Linked DNA regions of Homo sapiens: region 1 is linked to region 2. The links are chromatin loops, found by intact Hi-C in ENCODE. Cell type or tissue: PC-3. All regions are shown on one strand. Each heading gives the region's core, and the rest is flanking DNA. Links, peaks and the distances in the headings are about the cores only.

The links. A loop is a pair of places that touch in the nucleus more often than their neighbours do. Peaks named below come from ENCODE experiments on the same cell type or tissue, not always from the same donor. Only the 100,000 strongest peaks of a DNase experiment are listed, where the experiment ranks them.
Region 1: a loop joins it to region 2, with 7 times the contacts of the local background. A loop is called at or near these places in 2 of 110 quality-filtered maps.

The regions. Positions count from the first base shown.
Region 1 is chr4:52,127,772-52,144,472 of GRCh38, forward strand. No RefSeq gene overlaps it. Among named protein-coding and RNA genes, the nearest start is that of SPATA18, 85 kb to the left of the region's middle. In PC-3, for the core only: CTCF peaks have their summits at 9,568 and 9,767; no DNase peak of the experiment used is centred there; H3K27me3 peaks cover 383 bases.
Region 2 is chr4:52,011,215-52,027,824 of GRCh38, forward strand. SGCB (sarcoglycan beta) reads right to left here. Exons shown (of 6, transcript NM_000232.5): 6 at 9,492-12,946. The coding sequence ends at 12,743. LRRC66 (leucine rich repeat containing 66) reads right to left here and starts at 9,149. Exons shown (of 5, transcript NM_001024611.3): 1 at 9,090-9,149; 2 at 5,904-6,404. The coding sequence starts at 6,399. In PC-3, for the core only: a CTCF peak has its summit at 14,969 (motif pointing left); a DNase peak (open chromatin) is centred at 14,977.

The sequences.
Region 1 (16,701 bases), core at 7,788-11,787, 110 kb after region 2:
TGAATATACTTTCATAATAAGCTGAAAGATCAAGTTCAAACAGAGAATTTTTGACTCCTTAGTGAATACTAAGGATAAATCCAGCCCCTTGCCCTGCTCCCTAGCCCCGAGCACATCCTCTTTCTTGCTACTTCAACTTGAATGTAGAAGCATCATCTACATCTCCTGCAGAGGTCACCTCTTGACCTCCCTTTGGGTCTAGAGGTGTGAATGGTCTGCTCCCAGGGGGATAAACACAGGGAAGAAGATTACATAGGTCCTGGAAGTGATCCCAAGGCTCATCTGCGCAGGGAATTCACAGTACTTGGTTACCAAAAGTGTAGTCAAGAAGTGGTCATGAAGTTCAGGCTCTGAGTAGGCACGTCCTGTTGGACTTGTAGACTCCTGGCTCCATGGGGAGGAACTCAGGCAGGAGGGCCAGGCAGGCCTCCCTAATTTGGGGTCTCTCTCTTGCCTGAATCTAAGGACAGTGCTGCCAATGCCAGATCTGCTGGTGCTGCTCTGTGAACTGGATATGGCTGCCCATCAACCACAGCATGACTTTTCCCCTGAGCCCGCTCCAGCAACCCAGCTGGAGTGTGTTAATGGCTGAGCCAAGACTTTGCACCCAGCTTTAGCCCACAGTGGGTAAGATGGAGGTGGAGAGCTGTGGAAAACAGAATATGGTCAAAAAATGGCAAATGCCTACTATCCCCAGACTGAAGGCACCACTTCTATTTTGTTTTTTATTTTTTTAATGACACATTCCAAATCTGAGAATAAATGAAGCAGTTCTAAACAAGTTCTACTCCCAAGCTGTTAGCCCAGAATCTGCACAATTGTTTGAGAAAAAAATATAAATGGGATCATTTTTGTTCAAAGTGGTCAAAAAAGAAAGGAAGCATGGAATTATCAATTATCTTCTACTGGAAGCAAATGAAGAAGTTTGTTGTTCCTATTCATTTTATTTCTGTCTTTAGGCCTGGGCCATCTTCTCACAGGCTAGGAGGAGTGAGATTTTTCTACATCTTAGCCATAAGTCAGTGTGGTAGACATTTGCTGCTTTTGCCCATCCAACATCTGTCTCTTCTTTCTCTGCTCTTCTGTTCTTCTGGAAACAGCTTTCAGTTTTTTTGAGTGTGGTTGACCAACTCCCGATCTAGAAGTAGGCGTTCGACCCATTAGTCTCTCCCATTCAGAAGATCATACACTTATGATCACAGTAATTGGTTCATGGATGTTTGAATACTTTCAAGAGCATAAGGCATTCCTAACCTGTAAATATTTAAGGTGGAGATATTTAAGAAAGAGGAATTTTTGGATGGAGGCCAGGAGAGGTAAGTAATTAGAAGCTCTTTCTTAGATCCCAGGACTTGCCTGGGCCGACCCCCTCAGCCTTAACATTAAGCCAGAGCCAAGTGCCCTAATTCTTCCTGCTGATGGCAAGAATGTTGTTACTTCTGTGTGCTTGGTTCTTTTTGGATGGAGTTCTCAGATAAAGGACACTACCCAGTTGCCTGCTTTTCTAGGTCCTTTTTTCTCCAGTGAAAGAGACTTCTTTGTGGACAGTGTAACTCTGGGATGCAACACACTTGAGTTTGAATCCTAGTTCTATTACTTCGCTGCATGCCTCAATTTCTTCGTCTGTAAAAGCGGATGATCTTCAACCTGGGAAGGAAAATGAAGTCCTAGGTGTTGAGGAGGGTTTTTGATGCTCCTGGGAATTTTGTCTTGCAACAAAAAATGGGCTTGGAGTAGATTAAATGTGAAATAAGACTGTAAAGCAACTGATCTGCTCCCACCAACCACACAAGGAAGTCTGCCTCTTTGTTTTCTAGTTGCACCTTCTACATGTTTAGCAGAGTTCATTGTGCATGGCATGTGCTCAGAAAATAGTTATTAATTGATTTATTTTTGTTGTTTGATTCAATTTAATTCATTGCGATGTTTGATTTGATTCAATTCACACAACAAATACAAGTTATTATACCTGGTGCTGTGAGGCATATGTGTGATGAGACATCACTGCCCTGTAGAATGTACTAGAACGACTGAGATAATCCTGAATGAACAAAGGCAGCACTGCTAGCCACATCTTCTTATTGGGGAAAATGGATCTGCTTATGTCTGCAGCTTTCTTTTAATGGAAGTTTGTAATCCTTGCTGTTTTTCCTCTGGCCAGCACCCAGGTTGCTACTGAAACTTCCCCACTGAGGGTTTTCCTTTGACTTGTGAGTGAGCAACACTCTTAGTTTGACCCAATTTATCTCCCAGCTAGGACCTGCCTGGGGTTTATGCTCCCCTCTCTTCCTGCACCTTTTCTACTGGAGTCTCAGGCTGCTCTCCTGTGTCCTGGGGTCCCCACCCCTGCCCTCCTGGCAGGGAGTGAGGCTGCAAAGGGACACTACGCCAATTTACATGGACTAGACTGTGTGTGGCTCTCACTCTTGGGGAGACCCTTCTGTGAATTTTTCTTTTTCTTTGCCTTGGCTGAGGTTTGGAGAGGTAGAGCAGTGGCAGGGGGTAGAAAGGCAATGAGGCCCTTAGGTTACTTCTTCTAGGCCTGGTGGGGTTGACTGCAGACCAGAAGATCTGGCCCCTCTCCTGGATTCTGGGCCCAAGTCAAGGCCAAAGTCAATTCAGCAGCTGCCTTGGCATCAATAGAAGTTTTCATGGCAGTGCTGGAGACTTCAAGGGCATTAGCTATCTATTTCTTTTGGAATCATCAAAAGAAAAGAAAACTCTTCCTTGCTGTTAGACACTGCCAAACTCAATTATCCTTAGTAAGGGAGAAAGAAGGGACACTCATTTGTGCTTTGAGAGAACTTATGACAAAGGGATGAGCAAACACATTATACTCTGGATCTAAACAGCAACCAACACATTCATTTCTTTAAGTACCATCCTGCATCTAGTATTATGATGAAATATAAATTCAAGATCCATCCACACCAGGGACTTGCTGTTCATTGAGCATGTATCAATGAACGTTTATTCAGAATGAGCTACACAAAATGCTCTGTTCTGAGCGTTTAGTTGATGGAAAGGTCTCTTGGGAATTGACTAAGGTTATTTAAGTTCTTCTGTTCTAGCACCTCTGGGGCACCAGCAGAATCACCAGCAGACTCTCCTGTGGGGTGCTGCCCCAGTGGTGCTCAGTGACTGGTCTGGGTGGTTCCAGCCTTTGCCTCAGGCTCCCTTCTGGCATCCCTTCTTTGAGTACTGATGATTAGTTTACAGCGCGTGTTTCAACTTTTCGGTGGCATCGAGCACAGAGAGCCCAGCACAGGTCTCTGCACAAGGGTTCTGACTTGCTGTGGAAATTGGACAGATGTGGCTCTCCTTAGCACTCCCCTTCCCTGGGCCACATTCACCTCTTGCACTAAATTCTATGCTGATCACTGGTCTTGGTGAGTTGAGTATTGGACAAAAAAGTTTTAACCTAGTGAGCTCAAAGAGTACCGTCTTTTGCTCCTTCTTTCACTGCTTATGCCATTTTCATCCACCTCCCATTCTATCGATCTGTTATTTTTTTCTGGAGTGGGTATGAGTATAATTGTATAATTGATGATTGTAGCTATTTAATATGGTTTAATATAGAGAAGTCCGATCATGTGATAGAATTTGTTAGTAGTCTTTCAAAATCCATGCTCACCTTCTTTTCTTTTTTTTTTTTTTTGAGATGGAGTCTCCCTCTGTCACCAGGCTGGAGTGCAGTGCAATCTTCGTCTCCTGGGTTCAAGTGACTCTCCTGCCTCGGCCTCCCTAGTAGCAGGGACTACAGGCACATGCCACCACACCCAGCTAATTTTTGTATTTTTAGTGGAGATGGGGCTTCACCATGTTGGCCAGGCTGGTCTCGAACTCCTGACCTCAATTGATCCGCCCATCTCTGCCTCCCAAAGTGCTGAGATTATAGGTGTAGGCCACCGTGCCTGGACACCTTTTTTTTATACTAATAGAACCCTCAATTTTTAGGTGGGCATCTGAATGCCAACAACAAAAACTGCTTTTCCCAACCTCTCTTGAAGTTAAGTGTGGCCATATGATCATGACTTCCCCAGTGGACCGTAAGTGGAAGTGGTGTGCTCAATTTTTGGGAAAAGCTGTTTATGGAAAGGAGTGTACCCTGTTTCCCACCTCTTCCCTTTTCCTCCTGTAAACATATTTGGAGCTTAGCAGCTATTTTGTCCTCAAGGTGGACAGAGGAACAAGATGAAGGAGATGGGTTTTCTGGTACCATGAGGGCCTTCTAGGGCCGTACCCCTGACCTCTGGGCCATGCTTACTCAAGAGAGAAACAGTCTTTGATTTTACTTTTGCCACTGTTATTTTGACTGTTCTATTACTCTGAACTCAACTTAATCCTGACTGATATAAACTTTATAATTGTTTTTGACAAAAGCAAATCCTATTGTGGTTCCTATGGGACTTATATTACATTTATGTGTTAATTTAGGGAGAATTGACTTCCTAATAATTCTTTCTATCCAAGAACCTGTTCTGTGCTTTCATTTACTCATGTCTTTTAAAATAATATTATAAGCATTAAAAAAACAAAACATAAAACTTTGTTGTTTTCTTTGTTTTCCATATTGTGCATATCAAGCATATACTACTCTATAAAATTCTAAAATTAATATAAAACCAAATAAAGCACTACAGGGCAATGCATAAATGTAAGCCCAAGGTGAGCCTAAATAAAGGAAAATAATCCTTCTCTAAGTTGAACTTTTTTGTCTATTTGAAAATTTTATGACATTTCTCCTTCCATATTTGATTTACAGAAAGCAAGTTGACTGTTGAACACTCCAATGTTCATTAAAGCAGCCTTTTGAAGCATAATTGCTTACCAGAAATACTTAGAAAATCATTTGTACTTCATGTTTCTATTTGGGTGCTTTATTTCTTAATAGAATCTCATCCTTGTTATCTAAGAGTGGTGTATAAATTGGGGGAGCATATAGGCAGTAGATGAAATGCAAAAGCTTTCATGAAATATCAGGCTTCACAGCTGAGAACACAGCTTGGTATTTGTAACCAGAGGAGCTAGATTTGACACTGGGAGTAAGTTGTAGAAAGGAGTAGATGTAAGACCGTGTACAGGTCACTTACCATCTTACCATCTTGAAACTCCAGTTTCCCCATGTATAACTTGGGAATGATAAAAATACTTGCTCAAATTTTTCTTTACAATGTTGTAAAGGTTGTTAAAGATGATGGGTGCAAAAATGCTTTATACATTTTAAAATCTGTTTAAGAATGAGTGATATGGGTTGGCTATTTGTTACCTCCAAATCTTATGTTGAAATGTGATTCCCAATGTTGGAGGTGGGGACTAGTGGGAGGTGTTTGGGTCGTGGTGGCAGATCCCTAATGAATGGCTTGGTGGCCTCACTTTGATAATGAGCCCATACAAGACCTGGTTTTTTGAAGGAGCGTGGTGCCTCCCCCTCTCTCTTGCCCCCTCTCTCATCATGTGACATGCCTGCTTCTGCTTTGCCTTCCGCTATGAGTAAAAGCTCCCTGAGGCCTCACTAGAAGCCAAGCAGATACTGGCACCAAGCTTCCTGTTCAGCCTGCAGAACTATAAGCCAATTAAACCTCTTTTCTTTATAAATTGCCCAGCCTCAGGTGTTTCTTCACAGCAATGCAAGAATGGACTAACACAGAAAACTGGTACTGAGGAGTGAGGTGTGAGATGTTGCTATAAAGATACTTGAAGATGTGGAAGTGACTGTAGAACTGAGTAATGGGCAGAGGTTAGAAGACTTTGGAGGGCTCAGAAGAAGACAGGAAGATAAGGAAAGTTTGGAACTTCTTAAGAGACTGGTTAAATGATTTTGACCAAAATGCTAATAGAAATATGGATAGTGAATACCAGGCTGACAAAGTCTCAGATGGAAATGAGGAGCTTCTTGTGAACTGGAGTAAAAGTCACCCATGTTATGCCCTAGCAAAGAAGGATCGCTTTTTTGTTGCAAGTAACAGAAACCTCAAAAGATGTTGGCATAAACATGAGGGAATAAATTAGGTCATAAACAGTGTGTACAGAGGTTAGACAGGATTCAGGCTTGGTTGATTCAGGATCCAGGTTCTTTGCACCTCCCTTCAATGCTGGTTTCTTTCTCAGGTAGGTAGCAAGATGGCTGCAGCAGATCCAGCACTCACCTCCAGACAGGGCAATGTTCAGGAGAAAGAGAAAATGCGTTGTTAACACTCTGCTTTAGGAACAAGACACTTTGCCCAAAACCCCTCATCTGTCCTGAAGAACTCTAACCACACCTTACTGGGCAGACCTAAATTGCATATGCATTCCCGAAATCACTGTGAATGTCGATGAGATATGTCAACCTGGCCCATCTTCAGAACTGGAGATGCCTCATTCCCCCAAGGCAATGGTGGTTTTTGAGAGAAGTGGATACCTGGACAAACCCGGAGTTTGTTGAGTGTATCAGAGGCGATTAGTGACCTGCCCTTATTGTCTTGTTGTGCACTGTTTCTGGTGCACACTGGTAACTTCCTACTGCAAGTATCTGTGACTCTCTTTCTGAGGAATTTCTCTGGCTATGGGAGCTTGCATGGTCTGCTTGGAGTAGGCTGAAAAGTGCTGAGGAATTAATGTTCCTGGAAGGAGCCCTCAGTTGGTGATAGATGAGAACTGAAGGACAGTACCGCAGCTTCCTTGTCCCTTGGTGGAAAAACTCTAAGTTATGTTCTACTCCATTTCACACAGGTTCCCAGTGGTATGGAGTTCCAGTTGCCCACAGAGATGATTTGCTCATTAATATAGTCTGTGTTGGCTTCTTTTCTTTCCTGGATCACTTCCTCACACGCTTACCAGTATTTCCTGGTATCACCTCTCAACCAAACAACTTGTACCCAAGTCCTTGCTGGAGGGTCTGCTACTGAGGGAGCTCAACCAAAGTTGGTAGGAGGAAGAAGGGGGAAAGAGTTCTGTGTAGGAAATGAACAGTGTCCTCTACTGGCACATGTCCTCTACTGGCACATTCAGGAGCCACTTGTAAAACTTCCCAGGGTTTGTATTTATCGGTCTGCCAACTACAGCCTCCCAAAATGAATCCAAAACTAAGATTGAGCCTCAACATTCCCAAACATATTTATAAACCTGAAAACTTTCTGATGAAATGCAAAATTGTAGGCTTTCTGCAAACTTGATGCATGTAATTAGTAGACATAAAGTCTTCTGAATAAACTTATGAGGCTTTATTTAGCTAGAATGTGTCAGATTGAACATTTTAAAATACATGTTTTCTTTCCAGTATACCTGTCTTTCCCCGCAGATGTTGATTTCTTGAGGATTTTGGTTATTTGAAATTTGGATTGTTTTCCTAAATCTGCTTTGTAGAGATGTGGGAGATTATTTAGTGTGGAATAATATATTTTTTGAAAATTTATTTATTCGCATAAAGTCTTTAGCTCATTAGTTTATAATATTCTTGGAGTTATTATTTTAAAACTTGTGGTTCAAAGGGGATATAACAACTAGATGGATAGGAAAAATTGAAAGCTTGATTTTTCCTCAGCTAAAATTGGAAACCAGAACTTTATCACTCCTATTTTTACAGATGCCATGTGGCGGGAACCTTGGCCAACTGGGATGTGGGTGGCTGAGTCTTTCTTCAGCTTCTTACTGGAAACTGTGGCGTTTTCTTGACAGCAGTAATAAATCAGACATCCACAGGAAGCAAAGAGATCATTGAAATGAAACATAAGCTGTAAAATGTTCTGCCTCATATTATGACAGCCCTTTCCTTGGTGGGCTCTCTCTTTGGACCCATTAGAGAAACAGATCTCCAATTTACAGGAGGATGCATAAATTGGAGATGTAAAAATTACTAGATTTTATGGAAATATTGATTTGTTCACAGTGCACACAGGTCTAAGTTAACTTAAAGAGCACATCCCATAAACTCTATTAAGCCTAACTTGTCTTAGGCTATTACAAATCTGTGTATTGTTGGACTTTCTGAATTTATATTTTTGACTTTCTTTAATGTGAGCATCCTTCAACAGGTATCATAAACATTCAAAAGGGATTTACTGTAGTCATAGGAACAAAATGACTATTCTGAGAATTTCATTCTGGCAAACTGAATGATGTACTGCTAGTTATATATGTCTATTGAACCATGACTCTTTCCATAGGAAAACTCTGAGATTACTATCATCAGAGTCACCATATCCATAACCAACTGAATGCTTCTGATGTATTTTAATCTGGTTTTGTTGATAGTGATAAAACACTGGCTTGGCTCTATTTGGACTGAGTAATTTAAAAATATTTTACATTGATGAAATCATATTTTAATAATAAAGTTAATTAAATATATTGACTTTTTCCCAAGTTTAGAGGCAGCAACTATTTCACAAAGAGGAAAAAATGTTGTCAATACTTACATAAGATTATTTAATTTCAGTTGATTCTTGTACGAAGAACTATAGAAATAGTTGATCTTTCTTCTTTTTTCGAATTAAAATGAGCAGCCTCTGATTTTCCCTCCATTCCTCTCAGGGCCATCTCAACCAGCTTGTTGAAACCAGAATGCACTTGAGGAGGCCAAATATCTCCATATAATAGTGGTTGCATAACCAATGAAAATGAAATATTTTAAAAATCAAATGGGCAGAATGATTCCCTTAGTTGTGGCACTCTTTTAAGCATAATCACACCGGAAAATAGATTAGAATGGAGTTGTGAAAATTTTGAAGTACCACACATTCATTATTGTTACCACCATTGTACACCCACATATTGACTTAAACAAAATATTATTTCTTAAATTTGAGGCATAAACACTATTCCACTTACTGGCTTGAATTTAGGATTTTTGAGCTTGTTTAATGTGTTTAAAGATTTCTTAGTGTTTTTACATAATTCATTGCTATTGTTAAGTAAAATCACCATAATTCCACAGTAGTATACCCCTACAATATTTCAGAACTTGTTTTAGACAAAGAGAATACATCTCTTGTTATTCATAACCCCTACCCCACTTATAGAGATCTAGGAAGTAGAAATCTAGGGGACACTACTGCTGGAATACCCAGCATTTATCCCCATCACTTTCCCCTCTGATAGAACCATAATTCTAATTAGTCAACTGCTTTTTCTCTGCACTGCTTGGAAAGTGACTCCCATCTTGACCTCCAGTGATGTAATCTGATTATTTTAAGCCAGTTGTAGTAATTCTTACAACTATGATTGGTTCAGGAACTAAGGCAAAAAATTTCTGTCTTTTGAAAAGCAATTGCAACAAAAGCAAAAATTGACAAATGGGATCTAATTAAATGAAAGAGCTTCTGCACAGCAAAAGAAACTATCAACACAGAACACAGACAACCTACAGAATGCGAGAAAATGTTTGCAAACTATGCATGTGACAAAGTTCTCATATCCAGCATCTATATGATACCCTAACAAATTTACAAGAGAAAAACCAACAGCCCCATTAAAAAGTGGGCAAAGCACACGAACAGACACTTCTCAAAAGAAGACATACATGCAGCCAGCAAGCATATGAAAAAAAGCTCAATATCATGGACCATTAGAGAAATGTAAATCAAAACCACAGTGACACCATCTGACACCAATCAGAATGACTACTATTAAAAAGTCAAAAAATAACAGATGCTAGTGAGGTTGTGGAGAAAAAGGAATGCCTATACACTGTTGGTGGCAGTGTAAATTACTTCAACCATTGTGGAAAACAGTGTGCTGATTCCTCAAAGACCTAAAAACAGAACTACCATTTGACCCAGCAATCCCATTACTTGGTAAATACCCAAAGAAATATAAATCGTTCTGTCATAAAGACACGTGTGTGTTTGTGTTCATTGCGGCACTATTCACAATAGCAAATTCGTGGAATCAACCTAAAAGTCCATTAGTGGTAGGCTGGATAGAGAAAATGGGACATGTATACACCATGGAATACTATGCAGCCATAAAAATGAATGAGATCATGTTCTTTGCAGGAACATGGATGGAGGTGGAGGCCATTATTCTTAGCAAACTAACACAAGAACAGAAAAACCAAATACCATGAGTTCTCACTTATAAGTGGGAGCTAAATGATGAGAACACATGGACACATAGAGGAGAACAACAGGCACTGGGGCCTACTGGAGGGTGAAGTTTGGGAGGAGGGAGAGAATCAGGAAAAACAACAAATGGGTATGAAACTTAATACCTGGGTGATGAAATAATCTGTACAACAAACCCCCATGACATAATATATAATCTATACATCAAACCTGCACTATATAACAAAACTAGCCCTGAACTTAAAACAAAAGTTTTAAAAAAAATAAATATCTACCTTTATCTTTATTGGTAGTTGGGTTCACATCAAAAGTGATACAATTAGATAATAAGGAAGAAATTTTCTTCCGTGGTTGAAGAAGACTTTTTTTTCTTTCCAACTTGCTGAATACAAAGCAGAAAGCCTGTTGTCCTATTGCTATTGGCCACTGGCTTGAGACTGTGAGGGAAGTGAACATAGGAACAAATGGATACAGGGAAAGAGCAAAGAAAATTTTAGAGCAAATGGAAGCCTGATTGTCCTATATCTAGATCCTCTCTACTTCTCAAGTTGAAGATGGAGCTTGTGTACTTGAAGCTCATACTATTCTAACTTACAGGATGTGAGCATCCAGAGATCTATAGATTCAATGAAATCCCTATCAAAATGCCAATAATTTTTTTGTAGAAATAGAAAAACTCATCCTAGTTCACGTCCTTTGTAGGGACATGGATGAAACTGGTAACCATCATTCTCAGCAAACTATCACAAGGACAAAAAACAAACACCGCATGTTCTCACCCATAGGTGGCAATTGAACAATGAGAACACTTGGACACAGGAAGGGGAACATCACACACTGGGGCCTGTCATGGGGTGGGGGGAGGGGGGAGGGAAAGCATTAGGAGATATATCTAATGTAAATGACGAGCTAATGGGGGCAGCACACCAACATGGCACATGTATACATGTGTAACAAACCTGCACGTTGTTCACATGTACCCTAGAACTTAAAGTATAATAATAATAATAATAATAATAATAATAATAATAAACTCATTCTAAAATTCAAATGAAATCTCAAAACAATCTTGAAAAACAAGAAAAAAGTTGAAGGGATCACAATTCTTGATTTCTAAACTTACTACAAAGCTTCGGTAATAAAAACAATGTGGAATTGGCAAGAATACAGACATACAAACCAATGGTATCAGCTAAATAGCCCAGAAGTAAACCCTCACATATATGGCCAAATGATTTTCAACAAGGGCGCTAAGGCCAGTTGATGGGGAAAGAATAATCTTTTAAAAAACGATGCTGGGAAAATGAAATATCCACATGCAAAAGAATGAAGTTGGAACCTTATCTTATACCATATACAAAAAATAACTCAAAATAGATCAAAGACCTAAACATAAGAGAGAAAATGACACAGCTCTCAGAAGAAAACAGAAACAGAAAATCTTCATGTGATTGGATTTGGCAATGATTTCCTGGATATGACAACAAAAGTATAGGCAACAAAAGGAAACATGCATAAATTGTACTTCATCAAAATTAAAAACTTTGGTATATCAAGTGACCCTACCAAGAGAGGGAAAAGACAATCTACAGTGTGGGGAAAAAAAAAGTTTGCAAATCATATATCTGATAAGGGGTTAATAGCCAGAATATAGGAAGAACTCCTACAATTCAACAACAACAAAACAATCCAATTCAAAAATAAGAAAAGGGGCCAGGCGCGGTGGCTCATTCCTGTAATCCCAGCACTTCGGGAGGCGGAGGCAGGTGGATCACGAGGTCGGGAGATTGAGACCATCCTGGCTAACAGGGGGAAACCCCATCTCTGCTAAAAGTACAAAAAGTTAGCTGGGCGTGGTGGTGGGCACCTGTAGTCCCAGCTACTCAGGAGGCTGAGGCAGGAGAATGGCATGAACCCAGGAGGTGGAGCTTGCAGTGAGCTGAGATCATGCCACTGGGTGACAGAGCAAGACTCTGTCTCAAAAAAAAAAAAAAAAAAAAGAGAGAGAGAGAAAAGGACTTGTACAGATATTTTTTCAAGACATACAAATGGCCAATAAGCACATGAAAAGATGTTAAACATCACTAATCCTTAGGGAAATGCAAGTCAAAACCATAGTGAGATGCCACTTCACACCCATTAAGATGGTGGTAATATGCAATTTCATACTCAATTGCCACAAAAAGAATAAAATATCTAGGAATACAGCTAACTAGTGCAGTAAAAGATCTTTTCAAGGAGAACTACAAAACACTGCTCAAAAAAATCAGAGACGATACAAACAAATGGAAAAATATTCTATGCTCATGGATAGGAAGAATCAATATTGTAAAAATGGCCACACTGCCCAAAGCAACTTACAGATTCAATGCCATTCCTATTAAACTACCATCGAGATTCTTCACAGAACTAGAAAAAGCTACTTTAAAATTTATATGGAACCAAAAAAGAGTCTAAGAAGCCAAGGGAATCCTAAGCACAATGAACAAAGCTGGATGAATCACGCTAGCCGACTTCAAACTATACTAGAGCCTACAGTAACCAAAACAGCAGGATACTGGTACAAAAGTGACATGTAGACAAATGGAACAGAATAAAGGATCCAGAAATAAGGCCACACACCTACAACTATCTTCAACAAGCCTGACTAAAACAAGCAATGAGGAAAGGATTCCTTATTCAATAAATGGTGCTAGGGAACTGGCTAGCTATACGCAGATTGAAACTGGATCCCCTCCTTACACCATATACAAAATTTAACTCAAAATGAGTAAAGATTTAAATATATAACTGAAACCCTTGAAGACTCTGCAAGACAATCTAGGCAATACCATTCTGGACATAAGAATGGGCAAAGATTTTTATGACAAAGACACTAAAAGCAATTGCAATGAAAGTAAACATTGACAAACGGAATCTAACTAAACTAAAGAGCTTTTGCACAGGAAAGGAAACTATCAACAGACTGAACAGACAGCCTACAGGATGGGACAAAATGTTAGTAAACTATGCATCTGACAAGGGTCTGACATCCAGCATCCATAAGAAACTTAAATTTACAAGAAAAAAACAAGCAACCCCATTAAAAAGTGGGCAAAGCACATGAACAGACACTTTTCAAAAAAAGACATGTATGCAGCCAAAAAGCATATGAAAAAACGCTCAACATCATTGATCGTTAGAGAAATGCAGATCAAAATCACAATGAGATATCATCTCACACCAGTCAGAATGGCTATATTAAAAAGTAAAAAATAACAGATGCTGGTGAGGTTGTGGAGAAAAAGAAAAGCTTTTACACTGTTTTGGGGAGAGTAAATTAGTTCAACCATTGTGGAAGACAGCGTGGCAATTCCTCAAAGACTTAAAGCAGAACTACCACTCAACCCAGCAAATCCCATTAATGGGTATATACCCAAAGAATATAAATTGTTCTATTATAAAGACACATGCGTGCATATGTTCACAATAGCAAAGTCATGTAATCAACATAAATGTCCATCAATGGTAGACTGAATAAAGAAAATGTGGTACATATACACCATGGACTACTATACAACCATTTAAACAAATGCTATCATGTCCTTTGAAGGACTATGGATGCAGCTGGAGGCCATTAACCTTGGCAAACTAACATAGGAATAGAAAAGCCAAATACCACATGTTCTCACTTACAAATGGGAGCTAAATGATGGAATACATGGACACCTACAGGGCAACAACACACATTGGGGCTTACCAGAGGATGGAGAGTGGGAGCTGAGAAAGGATTGAGAAATGTGGCTAACAGCTACTAGGCTTAATACCTGGGTGGTGAAATAGTCTGTACAACAAACCCCCAATGACTCAAGTTTACCTATGTAACAAAACTGCACAGGTACCCCAGGACTTAAAATAAAAGTTAAAAAAATGGCCATTTAAATAAAACAAACAAGAAAATCAACCAAAACCCAAGAAAGTAACATGAGTTGGTTAGGATGTGGAGAAAGTGGAACCCTTGTGGATTGTTGGTAGAAATGTAAAATGGTGCAGCTGCTATAGAAAACAATATGGCAGCTATCAAAAAATTAAACAGAATTACCATATGATTCAGGAATTTTGCTCCAGACAATTGGAAGCAGAGACTTATACAGATTGTTGTACAACAATATGCATTGAAGCATTATTCACAATAGCCAAAAGACAGAAACAATCTAAATGTCCACTGACAGAGGAGTGGATAAGCAATATGTTGTATACACATTCAATGAAATATTATCCAGCCTTAAAAAGAAAGAAAGCCAGGCACAGTGGCATGTGCCTGTGCTCCCAGCTACTCAAGAGGCTGAGGTGAGAAGACTGCTTGAGCCCAGGAGTTTGACACTAGCCTGGGCAACATAGCAAGACGCCATCTCAAAAAAAAAAAAAAAAAAACCAGAAGGAAAAAAGGAATGCAATTCTGATACATGCTACAACATGGATGAACTTTGAAGACATTTTGCTAAGTGAAGTAAGCCAGACACAAAAGGACAAATACTGTGCGAATTCCACTTCCATGAAGTACCTAAAAGGTCACATTCACGGAGACAGAAAGTCAAATTGTGGTTATTATGATCTGGGGGTAGAAAGAAATGAGGAGTTACTGTTTAGTGAGTATAGACTTTCAATGTGGGACAATGAAAATGTTCTGGAGATGGATGGTGGTGATGGTTGCACAGCAATGCAAATGTACTTAATATCACTGAATTGTAGACTTAAAAGGGGTTAAAATGATAAAAGTCATGTTATATATATTTAACCACCAAAACAAAACAAACAAAAAAACAAAAAGGACAGAACTGTGATACTAGAAATCCTGGGAATTTCTGTGAAGGTTTTCTGTTATCAAAAGGTGGAGCCTTAGAGTAGGTTTTCCTTTGTTTAGTAGAGCATAATAAATGGAGGTGTTTGGATATGCAAATATCCAAAATGCAACTTACACAAAGAATAATTGTGTGTGTATATATGTGTGTGCTGTAGAAGAAATGACTAAGGGATATCCAATATGTTGTTTTTTAAAAAATTTTGATTTTTGTGGGCACATAGTAGGTGTATATAATTATGGGGGGTATGTTAAAAGAAAAATTTCAGCCAGATTAAATTTTAAAGAGTTTAATTAATTGAGCAATGAATGATTCATGAATGGGGCAGCCTCCCAAGCCAGAGTAGGCTCAGAGACTCCAGCGCAGCCACATAGTGGAAGAAGATTTATGAACAGAAAAAGGAAAATGACTCACAGAAAATGGAAGTGAGGTACAGAAACAGCTGGATTGGTTACAGCTTGGCATTTGCCTTATTTAAACGTGATTTGAACACTTGGCCACCTTTGACCAAAACTCAGTGATTGGCACAAGAGTAGGCTACAGTCTGTTTACAACTCCATTTAGTTTATAGTTCACGTGGAAAAAGAAACCTTTAGGCTGAACTTAAAATATGTAAGGAGGCAGCTTTAGGCTAAACTTGATTTAACAGATACATGAGATATTTTGATACAGGCATACAGTGTGTAATAACCACATCAGGGTAATGGGGTATGCATCACCTCAAGCATTTATCCTTCATGTTGCAAACAATCCAATTATACTTTTAGTTATTTTAAAATGTCCACTTAAATTATTATTGACTATAGTCACTCTGTTGTGCTAGTAAATACTAGATCTTATTCATTCTTTCTAATTTGTTTGTTGTTTTTTGTTTGTTTGTTTTCGGTTTTTTTTAGACAGGCTCTTGCTCTGTCACCCAGACTGGAGTGCAGTGGCAAAATCTCAGCTCACTGCAACCTCTGTCTCCTGGGTTCAAGTGATTCTCATGCCTCAGCCTCCTGAGCAGCTGGGATTACAGGTGCCCGCCATGACACCCAGCTAATTTTTGTATTTTTAGTAGAGATGGGGTTTCACCATGTCGGTCAGGCTGGTCTCGAACTCCTGACCTCAAGTGATCAGCCCACCTCATCCTCCCAAAGTGCTGGGATTACAGGGCTGAGCCACCAAGCCGGGCCTCTAACTATTTTTTGTACTCATTAACCACCTCCCCTTCTCACCCACACCCCCACTCCCCTTTCCAGTCTTTGGTAACCATCTCGTATGTAGTTTCAATTGTTGCCTTTCACTGCGGTGTGTTGTAATTTCCCTATTTCTCCAACTTTGAATCAAAACATATTGCACAACAACCCTGGGTTAGGGGTAGAGAAGTGTTCAGCATGGCATAAAGTGGGCCAGTGAGAGAGGGTGACATCTGCAGTGCTAACATTGTAGGGATCACAAAGAAAGCTGCAGGCAGAGGTTGGTCAAGACAATGAGAAGCCCCACCCCCTCCCCAGTAACCCCTGGTGGGGAGGACAGGGAGGCATCCCACAAAACCTGGAATGGGTGTTCCAGTCATTTCATTTGCATGTTAAGGGGTGAGACCAGAAACCTATGGCATTTGGCGACACCAAGGTTACAAATGGCATCCAATTCATTATAATACGTAAATTCAAACATATCTTTGTGGGTTTGCTGGAGTAATTCTTTTTTGTTTTAGTCCTTTGACATTTTCTTCCCTAGAAGATACGCTTTTGTTGAAATTGATAATTTACTACAGTCACGCACTAAGGCTAAGGTTTGCTGCCATACGTCGCTTATCATAGGAAGTACAA
Region 2 (16,610 bases), core at 12,611-16,610:
AAAGAGCAATAAGAATTGGAATAGAGTCTAGAATGGTCCTGGGTAAGATATTTGATTCATTAGGTCAGATCTTATTGTGGTCAAATTATGTAGGTGAGCCAAAGGCTCTGCCTTCTTAGTTGAGTATCTTATATACTTTTTGTTTTAATTATCTTGATAGTGGTGATGGTTTCATGAGTCAGTGTGGTTCAGAGAGTCAGAGGACAGATCAAAAAGTGCTCTGAAAAAGGAAGAGCAGAGGCTTCCAACATTATGCAGACCTATATAAATATGAACAGAGGCACCCAGACTGTTGGTGAATACTCTAAACATCTGAAGACAGAGAATGAGAATCCCCTTTAATTATCTATTGTGCCTGAAATCAAGGAAGTTACCGTTACAGCAAAGACCAGGGCAGGAAATATAGAATTAAAGACTCAGGACGATCAAGTGGCACTAAAGGGGAACTAATGCTTTTGAACACCTGCTGTGTGCCAGGCACTATGAGAGATGTTTTACATGTATCATCACTCTATGTGTTATAGTCTTGATGCACACTGTCTCTAAACCTTATACCTACCCTATACATATACTTATTCTCAGTTAAAGATAAGGACCAGGAAGCTTTTTTAGGTTAAGTGACTTGTTTAAGGTCAACAAACAAGTAAATAGTGTAATATAAGATGTGTAAAAGAATTACAAGTAAACAGGCTGAGAACGGTGACTGATGCCTGTAATCCCAGCACTTTGGGAGGCTGAGGCAGGCGGATCACTTGAGGTCAGGAGTTCAAAACCAGCCTGGCCAATATGGTGAAACCCCATCTTTACTAAAAATACAAAAAAATTAGCTGGGTGTGGTGGCAGGCACCTGTAATCCCAGCTACATGGAAGGCTAAGGCAGGAGAATCTCTTGAACCCGGGAGGTGGAGGTTGTAGTGAGCTGAGATCATGCCACTGCACTCCAGTCTGGGTGACAAGAGTGAGGCTCCATCTAAAAACAGAAAAAAAAAAGGAGTAAATAAAAAGAGTGGGACCCGAACATACCCAAGCATGTGGGGAGAGGGTGATTTTGATTTTGAATGCAGTTATTAGAGAATCCTCTTATTTAACTCCCCTCATAATATCAAGCTGAGATTTTCCAAGAGGAAGGTAAACTTCTTCTGGAGATGAGAATAAAGACCAGGAAGTTCAGTTTACACCTCCTGAATGAAAACTTTTCCTTTACTTTCAATTTTAGATAATTAAGATTTTATTTTTTTAAGGGAACTGGTACAGACCTGGTTTGTATAGCGTCTCTCAGGATGGAGTTGGGAAATTTAAGAAAACTCTTGCATGGTACTTGACTGCACTTCTCAATGGGAAAATGTATTCTTTTAATATTTTTGCTTGGTAAGCCAATGTTCAGAGGGTAGTCAAATGAGTGAAAAGAGGCTGTATGGTGCATTCACGGCTGGGGCTTGGACATCAGGGGTACATTTTATACTTCAAGAGAGGAGAGTTGAATGCTGGGAGGAAAATATAGAGGTACTCTGTGGAAAGGGAATTATTTATTGAACTGCTTTCTAAAGATTACAAAGGACACACTAGGCAGGAATTTTATTAGCCTTTGCATTTAAGTGGCCAGAGGCAGTTTTATTATTTCCAAGAAATGACCTGTCTCTCAGAAAAAAAGGCCACAGAAAGGATACTCAGACATTACACTTAGTAAATACTCCTTCTGTACTATGAACTTAAGTGCTCTCCCAAGTGTGATAACCTGATAACATAAAACAATATTCAGGGATTATGGCTGTTAGTCCAAAGAGCAATTAAGAATTGGAATAGAGTCTAGAATGGTCCTGGGTAAGATATTCGATTCATTAGGTCAGATCTTATTGTGGTCAAATTATGTAGGTTAGCCAAAGGCCTTGCCTTCTTAGTTTAGTGTCTTATATACTTTTTGTTTCTTTAGAACCTGAATTAGTTTTGAGTACATTGCTTATTGATAATTCCATAATCCAGTAGCAATCAGGATGAAATCTTTAATTTTCTATGAATAAAGGAACACAATATACTTTAGTTTTTTATAATACACTGTGTATTTTTTTTAATTCCCCCAGTTTCAAATGTTAGGTATTATTTTATCTTATTTCTAACACATTTACCTCTTAGGTTCTAGAACTTAGTTGGTTAATGTGAGGCTGCTACATTTGGTCTATCAACCTAACTGGAATCCCAACAAGATGTTGTTCCTGCTGCATTTCCAGTTACTCTGTGAGCACTCCAAAAATACTGCTTGATGAAGGTAGGACAGATTAACCAGAGACTGATCCCATTGTTTTCATGTTTTTAAACTAGTTTTTCAATTATGAATGCTGTATTCCAAAAATATGGGAGGAAGGTAGAAGCATCATTAAAATTAAATTCATGGCTGGCTTCTGTTTTATAAATTGCATTGGCCAGCACCTCTTTTGGGCATTTTCCCAACATGAAGCTTATTGGTGACACCACAACTGACTCTGAAGACAGGGTTAGTTCGTGTGATATCTCACCCTTACACAAATGGGCTTTCCTGAGTGAAAGCAACTTTTCATTGGTTCTAGAAATAGTCCCCATTTTAAAATATGTGGTACATAGTTACAAAGGTTGCTTGATTGTTGCTTTCTGAGATCTCTCTAATTTATTATTATTTTAGATGAATGCAAGTGCCTATATAGTCAGACACAAATAATTATCTGCTCATGAATTATAGTGGGCTACTACTTCAATAGTTGTTGAACATTTTAAAAAATAACTTGAGGCCGGGCACGGTGGCTCACGCCTCTAATCCCAGCACTTTGGGAGGGTGAGGCCTGCGGATCACCTGAGATCAGGAGTTCGAGACCAGCCTGACCAACATGGAGGAGCCCCGTCTCTACTAAAAATACAAAATTAGCCGGGCTGGTGGCACATGCCTGTAAACCCAGCTACCTGGGAGGCTGAGGCAGAAGAATCGCTTGAACCTGGGAGGCGGAGGTTGCGGGGAGCCGAGATCGTGCCATTTTTCTCCAGCATGGGCAACAAGAGTGAAACTCTGTCTCAAAAAACAAAAAACAAAAAAAACCTTGAGATTTAGACAAAAATTAATTATTTGTTTCTAAATATACTGTTATTCTCAATTTATGCCAAGAGAATAATAAAAACTAGTATTTGCAAGGTAAATCTTCAGACAAGATTCTGAAGTAGTTTTCATATATTTATATTGTGACAGTTTATTATGCCAAATACCATGTTAAGTTAGGTCTTTGAGATACATTTTTTCATTTTATCCTTACAATGATCCAATGAGTAAATCTTATATTATCCAGATGTCACCTATAAATAGACTTAGAGTGAAGAATTGAAGAACAAAGAAATAGGCCAAAAATAGGGCATGCCCTAGGCAGCATCTCTCTCACCAGCAGTTCCCCTCAAAATGGGATTTCAAAGTCAGAGCAACTCAGCCATAGTCACAGAATCATAAAATAGGAAAAATTGTTAGAGGAGACTCAACCTAGTGAAAACTAATATGATGATTATGGGAAAATAATTTAAATCACAAAATACTATGGATAAAAGGACTCTGAATTATATCCAATCAGATTCATGCCTTACACTGAACTTCCACCGTCTATCTCTTTTCATTCATCTCTCTATGTCTTCATTTGCTAGAATTTTAATAGAATTTCAGATACAGAATTTGCTCACTTCCCTTCTTTTTTCCCCCTCCTCTTCAAGTTGAACATTTTTCTTGATCTTTTGGGAGGCAAAAGCTTAACTCAAAAAAAGAAGATGGATCTGTATCTGCATTTATAGGGATATTTGGTCTTTAAGTGGAACTGTATTAGTCCTAACCCCCAGTTAGCTCAGGGGAATTCATCTGCCTTAAGGAGAGAAACTCAGCACTTCCTATTTACTCTTGTGGTGGGGTAATATTTTGACATGTTAATCTCTTACTTCCCTATATTTTCCTCTTGCTCTTTCTCTCCATTCACACAGAAAGTAGGCTCCACGTTCATTGTCCCAGGGAAGGCATATGGCAAGGCAGAAAGTAGCTGAGTCTACAAGTCTTTCTGGCTTTTGTTTTCCAAAACCCTAACCCTTTAGAAGAAAGTGATTTCCAGACAGAGGGTTTTGAAGAAAAAAAAAAGGGAGAAGAAATTTTCTCCAAACTGAAGAGGCTGAAAAGAAATATTATCTGGGTAGCAGGGGTAAGGAATGCTCACCCCTCGATGCCTTGTTAGAGTATACGATTCGATGCCTTGTTAGAGTATACGATTTGATGCCTTGTTAGAGTATACGATTCTCAAGCTGGGTACAAATCCAGGCAAAGGCAGAGGAAAGCTGATGAAAGACTGATGTTAAGTATCCCTACAACTCCCCCTAATGGGGGCTCAGAATCGGAAATTATGTTACTACAGACAACAGAAGGTTATATCTCTAGTACACTTGAGTTTGTGGATTGAGATCACATCTACCATACCAGTTAAAAATTTTTGTTATATTATATGGATATATGTAGCTATAATGACGTCCATCAAAAAACAAAACCTGGAAATAACCTAGTGCTTGATTAAACCAATTATGATATACGCATATATAAAAACCAACTATTTGAAATATTTGTGAGATTGCTTAATTATATAAAGTTATTAAAATATTCTATGATATGAAAATACAAATTAGAAATATGGACAGTATGATCCAATTTTGAAAGAAAAAGGTACAAATAGGCATAAATAATAAACTTGAAGAACATATATAACATGAATGACTTTAATTTTTCCCTTTAAATTTTTCTTCAGTTGTTAAATGTTCTATAAGTAACAGGTATTCTTCTTGTAATAAAAATAATACAATAAAAATAAAATAAAATGCAATTCATTTACACTGAAAATATGACATACTACTTTTATGGAGAAGGTCAGGGAGATAAGACGCCCACCCTTCTCAAACAATTCTGCTGACATGGTGACTGTAATAATTCCTATACCTGCTAGGCTATTATTGCCAAAATGATGCTTAAAGCAAAGCTGGAGAAAGAGCATGAAGATAAAAACATGAAATGTCAGAACTGGATAATAAGAAAAACTAAATATGCACAATTTGGAATGGAGAAAGAGAACAATAACCTTATACATTTTTTTGAATAATGTCTTATATAAAGGAGGTGCTTAGCAAAGAGTGAACAAGCCTGAAAACAAACAAGGAAAGGAAATTAATTGTCTAGCACTCTGGAATATAAAAAGGGCAAAGGAAGTTTTGCTTTATGAACTTGATATATTTTCCAAAGAAAACATTGGTGTATCCGTTAAGGAACTCCAACATATAGACTATTGAATGTCAGATGAGAATTTATGATAATTGGAGGCTATCTGGAGTACCCTGTTAGAAACTAGGATAAGGAATTCTGATTTTGACTTGATAATCAGAAGGTTTACATACCAATATATAATATTAGGATACTTCTGCTGTAAGTTTGGAGGACAACTAGATAGACTGAGGCAAAATGTACTCAAAGAAGAAAAATATTATAATATGGCAACATTTAATTTGAATTGTATTACATATTAAATGTATTTGAACTAGTTATTGCTCAGTGCTTTTCTATATTAACTAATACATGATAATTAAAGTAGGTAACTTACAATCACTCATTATTATTTAGCACTTAAATACTTCCTAGTGTCTCGATAACCGCACATAACATTAATGTCAGATATACTAATGGGAGACTAAATTTCATTAGCTGTAAATTCCACACACTATAACTTCCAATGCCACTAAGAAACATTATTATATGTGCTCTGATCAAATTGCTTTACTTTCAGCTGTCCCTTGAACCTGAAAACAAATGTGGAATTCTTATGAACATGAAACAACTCCACGTAAGCATTGTTTCTCTGCCTAGTTAAAATTGTACTCACCCTTGGGAGTGTCACTGAGTTTATTTCTTTGAAGAATGAGCACCTTCAGCAATGGAAACCTGTTTCTGAAGCTGCTTCTGTGGCGTTTCACCCATGAGGACTTAGGACTGAGTAGATCCAATGAGAGGGAGTGGATGGCATTGTTGCTGAGGTTTAACACTTCCAAAGCATGTAAATATGCAAAAGGGCTTAAGGTTATTTTTGATATGAGATTGTTACTGAGGTCCAGATGTTTTATTTTCCACTCTTCTTTTTTCGTGTGAGACTGTAAGAGAACTCTAAAGAAATTGAAACTTACATCCACAGTGGCTGCTGTCTGTGATATGTCCACAGGTATATCACACTTTCCGGTAAAAGAACAATTTGTCAGAATATATTCATTCCATTGGCATTCAGAATTGAATAAAATATTGCTTTTTCTTGATGCATTTGTCATTATTCCAGTAAAATAAAGACCTATAACTATGGTAATGACTCTGAAATAGAGGTTTTTCATAATGCCTGGAAAAAGGAAAATGAATTGACTTATTCACAATAATATATAAAAACTAACAGCAATAAGCAGCAAATTTAATTTTCAATTTAAGATTTCGGAAAGTTATCTTGTCTTGGTTGCCAATTTAAGCGAATGTTTGATTTCTTACTGGGGCATGAAAATGTAGCTACCAAAATGAAATAGCCATAGTATAAAATTACATTTATGTCACATTTTAAAGAAAGGACTCCCCTGATTTTTCAGAAAATACATATTCAGTTAGGCCTCACCTCTGCATCTGCTTTTCCAGTAGTTTTCACTCCACAGTGTGCTTTGGGATGAATGAAACCTTACCAAGATTAAAGACTTCCCTGTTTCTTTGCAGGCCATTAATACAGAGCAAAGTCTATTATGCTTATCTACAACATAGTAATCAACCATGTAGTTTATTACATAAATGACAACCAGTTACACTAAACCGTGACCCTCCATAACTCTATGAGTAAAAAGTTTAACTCACAAAAGAGGCTCTTACTTTTCATGACTAGAAGAAATACAAGTTTTGCTGTGTGGCTTGTGTGACTTTTCAAATCATTATGAAATCATTTAGATACATACAACATAATGTGTTATCAAATACATGTTCTGGCTCCAAGCCATGAAGATGTAATACGATACAGAAACATTGAGTATCTTTTGTACCAAACATTTTTGAGAAAAAATTCAAAGTTTTTAAAAAGAAGTGTGTACAAATTACAATGGCTGAATGTATCACAAAAATAAGTTTAAAAATGGGTAATTTTTGTGATTTGTTTTAAACTAAATTCCACTTAAAAGCCACTGTGTGTACAAATAATCACATTATTGAGTATATGAGTTTCCAAGAAATTGTCCCTTCCTTTCTGTTCTAATGGCACTCAGTTTAGTTTTCATCACTGCAGTCTGAAATACTAAAATGGCTTAACTGACTTTCTTGCCTCTGCCTCTTGACTTTCCTTCTTTGTGATCCATCCTAGGTGACTCCAAAGGATTATTTTCCTACAATAACGTATTTCCTATATTATTCCTTCATTTGAAATCCTCAAAGGGCTCCTTATTGCCTATAGTCCAAATCCCTCAGGTTGGTATTCAAAGCCTGTGTTATCTAGGTAAACTTAATGACCTAGCTTGATAAGTTCATGTGGAGCCACTACAAGATGTGGCTTCTGCAAAGAATGATCTATGCATATCGCATACTGAAATTCACTTTCAGTTCATTCCCAGTTCCAAGTTCAATGCCTTTTCCTCTTAGCCACAGTCTTAAGATGGAGTTTCGCTCTTGTTACCCAGGCTGGAGTGCAAGAGCGCCATGTCAGCTCACCACAACCTCCGCCTCCCGGGTTCAAGCAATTCTCCTGCCTCAGCCTCCCGAGTAGCTGGGATTACAGGCATGTGCCACTACAACTCACTAATTTGTATTTTTAGTAGAGATGAGGTTTCTCCATGTTGGTCAGGCTGGTCTCGAACTCCTGACCTCAGGTGACCCGCCCACCTTGGCCTCCCAAAGTGCTGGGATTACAGGCGTGAGCCACCACACCCGGCCAGCCACAGTCTTGTGTATCCTTCCAGATTCATCTCACATCTTATGGCCTGGTCATTTTTCCTGCTTTAGCCTCCAAATTTGTCTTTATTCTTACAGAAATCTTTCAGTAAACACTGAAGGAATTGATACACATTAGTAACATTCAGCGTTGCTATTGTTTTGCTTTGTATCTGTTCTGAACTCCCAAAAAAAAAAGGAACATTATCTATCTATCTATCTATCCAATGTTTTACATTTTTAATAGTCTGCAGTCTGTCACTGGGTTATGTTGTTTGTGTGTAAATGAATGCATGGAGTGAAGTGAATGAAATTTACAATGTAACTTTAAAACTTTTGTTTCATACAAGGTCAATCCTCCCATATTTTCAAGGGCATTTAAATTCAGGTACACATGGCCATGAACAGCAAAGGTAGCCTACAGCATGGAGGAGTGATTTATTTTTACAGTGTGCTTCTTATGCAATACTAGAAATTGAATTGATTTGCCCAGGAACAAAGATATTTTTTCTACGTTCAAAGCTGAGATCATTATATATACAATGGTGCACCAAGCTAATGTAACAAAATCAGCAACAAAAAAATATAGTCACCATTCACAGGTACATTACTTTGTAGTGCTGAAGAGAAAGACATGGTTGAAAAATACTTTTTCTTAAGGGGACATGAATTAAAATTGCCCTGGTTCTTTTTAAGCTGAAGAGATTTATACATGTTAGGTTTGAGTTCAAAACAGCTAGACAAGGAATCTTATATCTTAAAGTGAAAGGTATTAATTTGTTAAAAAAATCATACTATTTATAAATTTATATGTATTAGGTAAGGAACCACTCAGAACTCCAGAAAAAGTTGCTTAGAAAACTGGAAACAATTAGGCAAAATGTAAATTTCAAAATGGAAATAGTCAAGCTGAAGTAGGAGGAAGCAGTTAGAAATACTGGGTGTGTACATTTGTGAGTCAGCAAGTGAAAGATAGGAAGAAGGCAGCACAAAAAAACAAAGTATTATAGAAAGGAAATGAAGAGTTCATTTATACATAAAAGAAAGGGTGGCAAAACTGAAGGAAAAAAGCAACAGAGGCTATTTCGGGTAAGGACAAGACCTGGAAAGTAATAATGCCTCTAAGACATACCTTCGTATCCTAAGTGGTTATCAAATGGGTGGATATCTGGATCAAGCCAGGTAGGGATTTAAGACCTGAACCTTTGAGGCTCCACCCAACCTGCCATCAAGGCTGCCCAGTGGCCAGCCCTCACCCTTTCATCTCCGGCTTTGGCCTCCTGCCATGGTGACAGTGTGCACTTTCCCCTAGGACACCAGGGAAGCACCACTGGAGAGAGGCCTTCTGCAATGCACAGAGAGGAGGGCATTCAAAACTTGGAATGTACAACTTTCTAACTTTGAGTTCTAGGAGTCCAGAGAGATTACATAAATACTGACAGCGTCCCATTCTCAAGCCATATTTAAATTCATCACGTTCGCATGACTAAGTAGAAAACAGTTAATATATAACCCTTAAAAAATTAACAGCAAACAATTTACAGAATTTTTATTGTAAACAGAAGCTCATTACTAGTTATTACAAACTGAATCAACTGAAACTCAAGTTAGCAATGTGAAACACATTTATAGGCTTATTTTTGTATACCATAATTGGTAATTTTTGCCCCCTCAATACTTTTAAGAAGACTGTTAAAATTTTCAGCATTTCAATGATCTCTTATTTGTCAGGTTTAGCACCATGACATTCTCATTCCCTTAAAAAAACACTCATTCAAATCTAGGTAGAACTTCCACCTTTCATCATCAAAATTATCACACAAAATTTATTTTGTTTTTTTCACAATGCAAAAAGAAGACAAATAAGTATATTTTAAAATATTATCAGCAGTCCGTTTTGTGTGGTTTTACATTTTTCTGTCTGCCCATTATTAAGAAATCTTGCATTGATTTCATTTGCCCCCCTTGTCATTGCAACCCGTCTCTAGAATACTGTGGTAATTGAAACTAGCATGTACCTGCGCCCCCTCCCGGGGTCCTATCTTTGTCACCCACCTCCCCCATGGCTACTGCTTGTCATATCTGTGCTCAGTGCAGGGATGAGCATACAGCAGGAAGAGGCGAAGTCAGCATTTCATTTACAGAAAAATACTATCTGGTGGAGACAATGAGTTGCTGAAGATTTACTGTGGATAAAAATAAGCCGGCCAGGCGTGGTGGCTCACACCTGTAATCCCAGCACTTTGGGAGGCCAAGGCAGGCAGATCACGAGGTCAAGAGATTGAGACCATCCTGGCCAACATGGTGAAACCCCGTCTCTACTAAAAATACAAAAATTAGCCGGGAACTGTGGCACATGCCTGTAGTCCCAGGTACTCGGGAGGCTGAGGCAGGAGAATCGCTTGAACCTGGGAGGCAGAGGTTGCAGTGAGCCGAGAGCCGAGATTGTGCCACTGCACTCCAGCCTGGCGACAGAACAAGACTCTGTCTCAAAAAAATAAATTAATTAATTAAAAATTAGAAAAGCCATAAGTAAAATGGAGAGTTTGCCCTGTTCTGCTTTCTAATAGATTTTCCAAGCTTATGTTTCAGGGAAAAAGCCAGGACTACCTGTAAAGTATCATAAAATGCTATGGCTGTTAACCTTCAGTTGTATAAAAACATCAAAATAGCCTCTCCTCTCAAAAGAACTTCATGGAGATGTATCAAAAACACAAGTATTTCCCAAAAAAGAGTAAAAATAGATTATTTCCTGAACTACATTTAATAAATAATATTTTGTAATACAGTGTTTTCTGGTTTTTATAAAAATATTTACTTAAATAAACTTTTAAAATAAATCTAAATAGAGCAGATAAGTAATGAATATGCAATTTAATTTATGGACCATCTGAATAAAAATTTCGGCATTTTTTTCTGAATTCAGACATTAAATGATACTGAATATATTCAAATGAGTTCAAATATCACTGCAATAACACTCAAGTGGTTATAAATCTCATTCTTTTCATTTAAAAACAGCGCTCAGTGTTAGGTAGTAAGTCAATCCAATTTCAGTATAAATTAATGACTTCATAATCTCTAAGGTATTTGATTTTTCTACCAGAGAGAAATGTGACAATATTGAATACAAATTGTTTTTTGTATTGGTTTTCTTATGTGCACAATTCAAAGTGACCCTGACAGAATGCTGTTACACTTGAATGCAGGGTTGGGCCCATGCCACAACTCTACTGCCTATTTTACAGCAAACTCCTTTGGGGGCCCTGTCCCTGATTCTGTGTGAGTCTTAATAATACCAGAGAGTTCTTTTCCAATCAAATATATTAAAAATCAACTGGCTTGAGGGTTATAAATAATTACAATGGGATAGTAATATTAGGAGCAGAGATAAATTATTATCCTTACCTAAAAATTATGTGTATTATTTCCTGCATTAGCACTCTTTAGTCCAGTGCTTCTGGACTTATTTTCGAGGCATGGTGTACTTACTAGGCCATGCCTGGCCCAAAGAACTTGTTTGGGTCTATGGCCTCCCCACTTTCCACTGTGTTGCCCCGAGTGCTGAGGGTATAAATATCTTGGCAACTCTGTTATGTATTGTTACTCCAGTGTGCCAAGGTCCATTGTTGGGAAACTGAGGTAACTCAGAAGTAGGTAAATTTGACCTCTCCATCGTATAATATTTTGGAATTGGCCCAACATAGCTTACAATCGGACAGTGATTGGTCCTTTCTGGGTCTGACATGAGATTTATTTTCTTTTTAACTAGAGTAAGCATATCTGTTTTGTTTGATTCTCATCTTCTTAGGTAAGTTTAAATTAACCTTTGTTCATCTTTCTAGAGTTTTAAATAATTAAAAAGTCAGTGCAGAGAGTGAAAACAACATGGCATTTGGAATCAAGTACATCCAGGTTTGAGTCATGCCTGAATTCCAATCCCAACTCTGCTACTTACTATATGATGTTGAGCAAGTTTCTTAACTTCTCTGATCTTCAGTTTCTTAATGGGTAAAACTTGGATAATACCACCTACTTGCAGGGTTGTGGTGAGAATTGGGGATATAAACATGCAATGCCTAGGACAATGCCTAGGATGTAGAAGATGCTCAATAAAGATAGTTATCATTATTATTTAAAAGTTAAAGCTGAGATGGTGTTTTAATTTCCACCACATTGTGAACAATTGATAGTTATCATTATTTCAAATAAACATTCTTTTACAAAATATTTTCTTCCCAGTGCAAAACTAAGGAACCATTGTTTCTATCTCACATATGTAAAGTTCTTTAATGACTTCACTTGCATGTGAGAATATGGCTCAGGCTTAATGCACTAGAAATCTGCATCTTTCCTTTTAGAAGCTAAAAGGCAGAGCATGAAACGCTGATGCCATACCTTTTTAAATATCTTAAGTGGGTCTATCCCCATTAGAGTTACCAAAGTTTACTTACAGTGAATCTAAACAGCTGCTTCAGACCTTTAACCTTTAGAAAAGGGATAGTGGAATTTTAAAAACACGTCTTTAAACATGACTTTTGATTTTATTTGCTTCTCATAATTATTTTAGAGAACAGTAAATATGAAGATTAGTATAAATTAATAAAATGTATTAGAATTTAGGCTCTCTGAGAAGATTTTAACTATGTAGACCATAAAACAGATACAGCAGTGCTCTGCCATTAAAATAATTATGAGTTATCACAAACTCTGTAAAAACAATGATTTGCATGCATAAAAAAGTCAAGTCAAGATATAAACATGTTGGTGACCTCTGGGGTTCTTTTAATGAGTGTTTCCACAGGGGTTGTCTGAGATTTGGCAGCCCATGTTCTGGCTGGTTACTTGCACCTTGAAGAGCGTCCCATCAGCACACATGCAGAGCTTGTAGCGTACCCAGTCACCACTACCCAACTGGTCTCCACTGGAGGAACTGGGTAGGCGGGTGGTGCTGACCATCACAGATCCATTTAGGATGATACTGTTTTCCTATTAGGAGAATAGTAATATGATTTATTTACCTCCATGAGGGGGTACAGAACAAAGTCAGTAAACAAAACTTCCTGAAATATCAATGAGAAAAGCAAGCAGTAAGAAAGAGTAAAGTCACAAACAAAACAACAACAGCAACAATAAAAAACAAAATATCAGGATTCAATGAGTGACTTCTTCACTTCATATATCCATAACATATGTAAATAAATCTGCAACATAATTCCTCTATTGTTAGTTAAAATTACATCAGAATTCCTAAGTTCATAATAAAATTGATGTTGATAAAGTTTCAGATCATTTTCATTTGTAAGTCCTAAGAGAACTATAACAAAGGTACTGATTGGTAAGTTTGTGATCATGAGTACAAAAAGACTTTTCCTGGCCAAGCGCGGTGGCTCATGCCTGTAATCCCAGCACTTTGGGAGGCCGAGGTGGGCGGATCACAAGTTCAGGAGATCGAGACCATCCTGGCTAACACGGTGAAACCTCGTCTCTACTAAAAATACAAAAACTTAGCGGGACGTGGTGGTGGGCACCTGTAGTCCCAGCTACTTGGGAGGCTGAGGAAGGAGAATGGCGTGAACCCGGGAGGCGGAGCTTGCAGTGAGCAGAGATCACACCGCTGCACTCCAGCCTGGGTGACTGAGCGAGACACTGTCTCAAAAAAAAAAAAAAAAAAAAAAAAAAAAGACTTTTCCTCCTAGAGGGAATTAATTTTAATTTCCAATGTTTTTGCAACACTGCAAATGAAGATTCAAACCATATAATTTGAAGACCAGGCACTCTAGTCTGGAGGTTCTTCACGCCCACTGTTCCAGAAACATTCTCTTATTGTAGTTCCTTAAAATCCTTCTTTTTAGTGACTCTTAGGACTCTCTTGCTTTCTCCCTTTCCTCCTTTCTTCTTTTCATTCACTCAACAAATAATTACTGAGTGCCTGCTGTATGCCAGACACTATTCTAGGTGCTGGGGAATACAGCAGTAAGTAAAACAGGCAAAGCCCAAGTTCTTATTGAGTTGATGTTTTAATGGGGTAGGGGGAGACAATAAAAAAAATGAACAGTAAAACACATAAGACATCAGGTGGGATAAATGCTATGAGGAGAAATAAAGCAGGATAAGTAGAGAGTGAGCAGATGGGGACTGAGTTTTACACAGGGTGCTCAGGAAGGACCACCTGTGGTTTGATAAGGTCACACATTCCAACAGAAACTAGAGGAAGTGAGGGAGGAAGCTGTCTAGGTAACTGGGGAAGGGTACTCAAAGCAGAGGTAACAGTGTCTGCAAAGGCCCCGAGGTGAAGATGTGCCTGGATTCCAGGGACAGCTATGAGGCCAGTGTGGAAGAAGCACGGAGGGTGAAGGGAACAACCAGTAGGAGATGAGTCAAAGAAATAACTGAGGATCAGACATGTAGGCAGGGAATAGACTTTAGATTTTATTCCAAATTATACGGGAAGCATTTGGAGGATTCTGAATACAGAAATGACTTGATCTTTTTAAAATGGCCACTCTGGCTGTTGGGTAGAAAACAGACTATGGGAGTGAATACTTGGAAGTAAGAAGATCAGCCAGGAGGCTGTTCCAACCATCCAGGCAGGGAATGATGGCAGTTTACATCAGGGTGGTGATGGCCGAGGTGGTGAGAAACAGCAAGACTCTGTATCTTCTGAAGGTAGAGCCAGAAGGCTTTGCTATGGACTGATGGGTGTCATTTAATGGTACAAGAATACTGAAAGAAATGCATGCTTGTGGGGATGGAGAATCTAACTTTTCAATTGTTAAATGTGAGATGCCTATCAGATATCAAAATGGATAATGTTAAGCAGGCAGCTAGATATGTAACTCTTAGTTCAGAGGAGAGGTTAAAGCACAATTCCAAATTTGGGAGGCATCGGCTTACAGAGGGTATTTAAAGCAAAGAGAGAAAATTGGTTATAAATAATGGAGATGGTTAACTGATTATGCAGTGGTAGTATATGGAATAGACAGTAATTCTTAAGTGACTAGTTTTCCAATTTGTTCCAATGCTGCCATCTTGTGGTCATTTAATTTTACTTTCTTTAAATTGTTTTTTGTTGTTGGTTTTTTTTTTTTTTTTTTTTTTTTTTGAGACGGAGTTTTGCTCTGTCTCCCAGGCTGGAGTGCAGTGGCGCGATCTGGGTTCACTGCAATCTCTGCCTCCTGGTTTCAAGCGATTCTCCTGCCTCAGCCTCCCGGGTAGCTGGGATTACAGGCGCCCGCCACCACGCCCAGGTAATTTTTGTATTTTTAGTAGAGACGGGGTTTCGCCATGTTGGCCAGGCTGGTCTCGAATTCCTGACCTTGTGATCCACCCGCCTTGGCTTCCTAAAGTGCTGAGATTACAGGCGTAAGTCATCGCGCCCGGCCTAAATTGCTTCTTAAACAGCTTTTTCAAAAAAGCAGTTTAATTGATAAAATTATTTCTAATGATTGGCTTATACACTTTAGAACTAACCACTGATATTAACGAAGTTATAAAGCTAATTATCTTTTTAATACTAGGTTATTTTCCTTTAACAGTAGAGAAACTGATATGTGTATATGTATATTTCAAAGTATTTAAATATTTGTCATATTAACTACAAGGTAGAATGGGACAAGAAGTGGCAGGTAGAAAAAAATAAAAGGTTTGGTAAGTTGCTAATGGTCTCTAAACAAATCTCTTGCTTCTGTGACTTTCTACTGCTGAGAACAGCAGTTGTACTGTGGCTATTCTTCAACAGTGTTCTTAGAAGAATGGCTTCTTACACCACAATATACATACAAATTAACTCTGTAGGCAACTGAGTTTCTGGCAAGAATTACATTTTATGTCCATCTTTATTATTTAGAGATGGGATTATGTGTTCTGGGGGAAAAACTGCTTATAAAAGTAAAACAACTACTTTTAAAAAGTATTTTTCCCAGGAACTATGAAATTGAAATTTTTTTTAATAAGAAAGAATGATAAGTCCCTACGTTTAAGTTCACTTTTGTCATGTAATACTTGGTAAGACAAATTTAATTCGCTTTAATTAAATAGCATATTGCAGGTACCCAAAGGCATTTTGAATAAGTATACTTTGACCAGAATTGTGAGACATTAAAAAGTTTTTGGACTTATGGCACATGAAATACCATACCTGTTAAAGTTCAGATTTAATCTGTTAAGCACAAAGAAAATTCACTTTCAACAGCCACGATAAAGACAAAAACCTCTTTCCTTTACAATTAATAATAGATTAAAAATACATTTTTAATAAAAATATCTAAATAAAATAATTTTATAAATTTGCTAATTGTTTTTTTTCACATCATTGGATATGAAACTCAGGGAGGGATGTGAAAAATCTTTAATTAAAAACAACAACTACAAGGCATGAATATTTACTTTGATCTTCCAGAATTCTCTTTTAGAAGGTTTTTTTTTTTGCCTTCTAAAACAATACAAGTGATCATTATACAAAAAAAAAAAGAGAGAAAGAAACAGAAAATACAGGCTAGTAGAAATAAAAATAAAACAAATAATCTGTTATCTTGCTATCCACAGCTAAACATTGTTGACATTCTGGCACACCCTGCTAGGTTTTTATAAACATACATATGTTCTGAAAAATAAAAATAATGAATTTCACAAATTGTTTTGTAACTTTCTT